Regions from separate parts of the Homo sapiens genome. Here region 1 is linked to region 2. Evidence: read pairs that join two places in POLR2A ChIA-PET (ENCODE). Cell type or tissue: OCI-LY7. All regions are shown on one strand.

Region 1 (2,500 bases), 390 kb after region 2:
CCTCAGCCTGGGTCCCAAAGTGCTGGGATTACAGGCGTGAGCCATCCCACCCGGCCCTCTCTCCTTTCTTCTATTAAACTTTCCACTCTTAACCCACTCACTTGTGCCTGTGTCCTGAATTCTTTCTCTGCACACGTCAAAGAACCCCAGGGTATATAACCCAGACAGCGTAGCGGGTTCAGTGTTACCCTTGGCAGAGTTCTAACAGGAAAAGGACAGGGATCCTTCAACTTACAGCTTCCCGCTTAACTATATAGCATGCCTCTCACTGCTGGGATTTCTGCTGGGAGGGAGGGTATCAAGACACTTTTGTCTCAGCACTTCTCACTCTTCCATTCCTGTTCCTTTCTTTCTTTTTCTTTTCTTTTTTTTTTTTTTGAGACGGAGTTTTGCTCTTGTTGCCCAGGCTGGAGTGCAATGATGCAATCTCGGCTCATTGCAGCCTCCGCCTCCCAGGTTCAAGGGATTCTCCTGCTTCAGCCCCCCAGTAGCTGGGATTACAGGCGCCCACCACCATGACCAGCTAATTTTTGTATTTTTCGTAGAGACGGGGTTTCACCATGTTGGCCAGGCTGGTCTCGAACTCTTGATCTCAGGTGATCCACCCGCCTCAGCTTCCCAAAGTGCTGGGATTACAGGCGTGAACCACCATGCCCGGCTCATTCCTGTTCCTTTCTTTATCCCATGAGCCAGCAGGACTAGGAGAATTCTGTGCAAAAGGAAGCAACAAGAAACAATTTTCACCTACATGAAAGTCTGGGCTGGCATGTCATCTCTGTTCTGCAAAATCTTTAGGAGCCAAAATTCTTTCACTGAAGTGCCTCCGACACATCAAAGGTGATGCCCTTGTCTGCAAAGTACAAAGTGACACACCACCATGGCTGAGTTCCAGGAAACAGGAAGGTCAAAAAGTGAAGGGAAGCAACTATCCTTCCTTTTCAAGGAAGTGCTTGCGCTAATAAATTCCGCTTACAACCCATTGGCCAGGACTTTGTCACATGACTCAGGCAAGGGAGACTGGGAAATGTAGTCTTCATTCTGATTAGCCATGTACCCAGCTGAAACTCCAGGGTTCTATTACTATCAGTAACAGAATTTTGTGCCTCAAGTGCAAATTTCAAGGGGGCATCTCAAACTGTCATTGTCAAAATAAATGATATTCTCAGGCAACATTTTAAAAAAAATCTAAAAAGTGAAGGTCAAAAAAATTCATGATGAACAAATTGCAAAGATGTTTTAAAGATCAGATCCAACCCTACACTTCTACAATCTGCTTCATTTTTTTCCACCTTCATTCTGGTCTTGCAGCCCAAATTTGCATTCTGGCTCCAACACTTACCAGCTGTGTGACCTGCAGCAAGTGATTTAACCTCTCTGTGCCTCAGTTCCCTGGAAGTAATAAAAGTATCTCACAGGCTTGCTATGAGGTTGGAAGGAATTAATATTTGTAAACTGTTTAGCAAAGAGCCAGTACGTAGTAAGGAACTGGTGAGAACTATTACTATCATTGCTACTACTGAAACGGCCTCCTTGTCTGGAGTAACACCCGAGGTTCACAGTCTCACAGCCAAGGAAAACAAGGACATAGACATAGAAAGAGTGAGGTCGAGAATGGAAGTTTCATAGGCGAAAGAAAGAGGAGAGCTCTCTGCTGCAGAGAGGGGTCCCGGAAAAATGGGTTGCCGTATCAGCGGGGAAATGTAGGGGGTTTTATAGAGAAGCTAGTGAGCAAACGGTGTTTGATTTATATAGGGTGTGAAAAACTGGTTAGACCATGTGTCGCATTTGCATAGGGTGCAAATTTCTGGTAGCCTCTGACCCTAATCTTTTATTATGCAGGCAGGTTCTCTGCCCGAGCTGCGCCATGTTGCCCATTTCTGTTACTGCACGCGTGGTAACATAAAAGGGAAGAGGAAGCGTCCATGTAGGGCCTGCCTGGCCCCTGGGTAGCTCTCTTCTATTGGCGCACCTGCCGGCATTCTCCCGTGTAAGCTTCCAGCTGTGCCTATCTATGTTTGCAGCTCAATTTTTCAGGCTGCTGCTTGTTAGAAAAGAAATGATTTGGGGGCTGCTTTTTGTTAGAAGGGAAGCTCTGCCGAGGACTCTGCTGCCTTCACTATCTGCCTAAATAATTTCTTTCTACCTCCTGTATCACTACGACTGTTGCTATTATTAATCTGAGAAAGAGACTCACTCTGTTGCCCAGGCTGGAGTGCAGTGGCCTGGGCTCACTGCAACCTCCGCCTCCCAGGGTCAAGTGATTCTCATGCCTCAGCCTCCCAAGTAGCTGGGACTACAGGAGCCTGCCATTATGCCCAGCTAATTTTTTTGTATTTTTAGTAGAGACAGGGTTTCACCATGTTGGCCAGGCTGGTCTCAAACTCCTGACCTCAAATAATGTGCCCGCCTTGGCCTCCCACAGTGCTGGGATTACAGGTGTGAGCTACTGCGCCCGGCCTCTTATTATTATTTATTTATTATTATTACTGCTTTTGGAGAC
Region 2 (2,500 bases):
CCTGCAAAGGATTCCAGGCCAAGGGGGAAGGAGGCTCTTGTTCCAATCCAGGAGTGGAAACGCTTTTTGCCTGGGAGTGGGTGCTGGGGTCTGGACTGGGGCCGGGGGCTCAGGGCAGCTCTCCCACTGTGTCCTGCAGGCTGCCTGGTCCCCAGGGCCCTCCCCACTCTGGGGCAGGCTGGTGCAGCCAATGGGCCTATGTCCTTTCCCCAAAAAGCCGCCCCTACTCAGGGTGGCCTGCCTGGAGAGGGAGAGGGCACTCCAAACACTCCGGCAGCAGGAGACCCCGGCCGTCCACAGGCAGCCAGTGCCTCGCTGGCCCTGGGGAGCGGGTGGGATGGGCGGAGGAGGTGACGCCGTCCGTCCATGGTCCCCAGCAGCACAGGGAGAGTTCTGGCCATGGGCAGGGCCCTCACCAGAAGCCCCTCACCAGCCTGGCTCCAGGCACGGGGTGCATGCCAACAGCCACCACAAGGAACAGTGCCCCCGGGCCTGACTGGAGGTCTGGTGACTTGTTCCTGCTTTGCTTTTAAATATAGACTCCCCCAGGCCACCAAAACCCTCCATGTACAGATCTGCAGGGCCCAGCCTGTGCAGGCAGTGGACGCTGAGGAATGCCCATGTGGCCTGAGCTCCAGGCCCTCCCCGGCCCCATCCGTGCCCCCCAGCTGCTCTCCATACACACCTTGGCTGTGGTTCTGGGATGGCTCGAAGTCTGAGTCTGAGCTGGAGTCTGAGCTGGAGCTGGAGTTGGACGGGCTTGACTGGGCAGACTTCACCCAATGGTGGGATGGGCAGGGAGGGGAGAAAGGGAGAGCTGTCACCTTTCAGCAGAGACAAAGGGGGCCCCCTGGCAGCAGCTACGCTGAGTGGGTCTCCCCCAGACACCCCTAGGGTCCCAAGGGTACCCACGTGTGCCGCTGAGAACCCACTAAGGAGCCAGCGGCCAGGCCATGCGCAGCCTATAGCCTCCCGTGCCAGCCCTAGGACACCCGTGGATGTCTGGGTTTCCGGTAGCGCCAGGAGACCGTGTGGACCACGTGGGCTCTCCTGTCTACCCAGGCAGGTGCACAGGGTACTGGGAGGGAGGCTGGGGCAGGGGCTTGAAGTCCCACAGGTGGGTGGGCCTTGCCTTCGTCCAAGAGGGCAGGCATTGACTGGTGTCGCAAAAATGTCTGGAACAGGAAAGCTGGGTGTGGACACTTCTTGTTCTGACCCAGTGCTGTCCGGGGCTCAGGGGTGGCAGAGAGCTCTGTATCCCCACCCATTCGCTGCTCCTACCGCCAGCTGCCCAAGACACTGAAGAGCGTGCGTGCACAGGGGACAGAAGCCATGGGCAAGCCCGGCCCCACCCGCCTCCTCCTCCTGCAGCTGTCCTTCCAGGCTCAGCCACCAGGGGGCAGTAAAAGCCACAACAAGGACACAAGGGGTGGGATGCCAGGACAGAGGGTGACAGTGCAGGGCAGGCGTGTATGGGGCAGAGGCGTAGCTCCTGGGTGGACGGGAGGCAGGCACTGCAGACACCTGCACGGGGAGGGGCCCATTGTTCTGGGCCCACATTTCTGCCAATGAGCTCATCCCAAGGGGTGTGCCAGAGGACATGGCGGGCCCAGGGCAGCCCCCTCACCTTGGGGGCCCGTCTGGTGGAACTAGGTGGCTTGAGCCCCTCAGACCAGTCCCCTCCAGGGTCCTCCCTCCATCAGGAGGAGGCAGCTGGTCTGCTGGATTCTGGCAGGGGCCGCTGCAGCCGCCAGCCATGCAAGGGAAGCCGTGAACGGAGTACTGAGCTGGTGGGACTCAGGACCTTGAGTGCCTGGGAGCCCCCGGCCCCTCCCCTAGCATGTGGAGGAGACAGCCTCCACCCTGCAGAAGGGTCCCCACGAAAGCCCAAGGCCTCCCCAAGCAGCAGGTCCAGACTCACCCGTGCCTGAGAGGGAAGAGGGACTTCCCAAGGGTTTACTGCAGCCCAACCCAGCCCCCTCCTGCCCCTCAAACCAGCCCCTGCCAGCGCCCCTTCCCACCAACACATGGCGCTCCCTGATGAATCATCACTGGGAAAGCCTGCCGTGGTGCCCATCAGTCACTGCCCACTCAGGCTACCTGAGTCCCGGACACATACCCCAGAGCGTCCAGGACCCCTGGCTGGGCCTGCCTGGAGCTGGGTGATGCACAGCCTGGACTTCTGTTCTTGGGGGCCAGGGGTGAGTAAGAGGTGACCGAGAGATGGCCTATTTAACCCCAGCCTTCTAACCAGCAGGCCTTGCTACTCAGAACAAGGCCGTCCTATGTCAGCCTCAGTTTTCCCAGCACCGCCAGCTGCCTGCACACCGAGGCCAAGGCTAGTCCTCCCTTGACCTCCGGATGGAATCCCTGGGGCAGAGGGGTGGGCACCAACCTGGAGGGAGGTGGACTGGAGAAGTATCCAAGGTCCTGGCCCCATATCCCATGCACTTTCTCACTAAAGGTGGAGAGGGGGCAGTTCAGGCGGCCAAAGGAGGCT

The links. ChIA-PET counts read pairs that join two places held together with the same protein. Peaks named below come from ENCODE experiments on the same cell type or tissue, not always from the same donor. Only the 100,000 strongest peaks of a DNase experiment are listed, where the experiment ranks them.
Region 1: POLR2A ChIA-PET joins it to region 2 with 14 read pairs; 2 of 35 experiments call an interaction of 5 or more read pairs at or near these places.

The regions. Positions count from the first base shown.
Region 1 is chr19:6,603,193-6,605,692 of GRCh38, forward strand. No RefSeq gene overlaps it. Among named protein-coding and RNA genes, the nearest start is that of CD70, 13 kb to the left of the region's middle. In OCI-LY7, no CTCF peak of the experiment used is centred here; DNase peaks (open chromatin) are centred at 169, 979, 1,329 and 1,879; H3K4me3 peaks cover 2,470 bases; H3K27ac peaks cover 2,500 bases.
Region 2 is chr19:6,217,269-6,219,768 of GRCh38, forward strand. It overlaps MLLT1 (MLLT1 super elongation complex subunit), which reads right to left. Exons shown (of 12, transcript NM_005934.4): 7 at 686-773. Among named protein-coding and RNA genes, the nearest start is that of MLLT1, 61 kb to the right of the region's middle. RefSeq lists an enhancer at 1-388. In OCI-LY7, CTCF peaks have their summits at 1,408 (motif pointing right) and 1,610; a DNase peak (open chromatin) is centred at 1,413.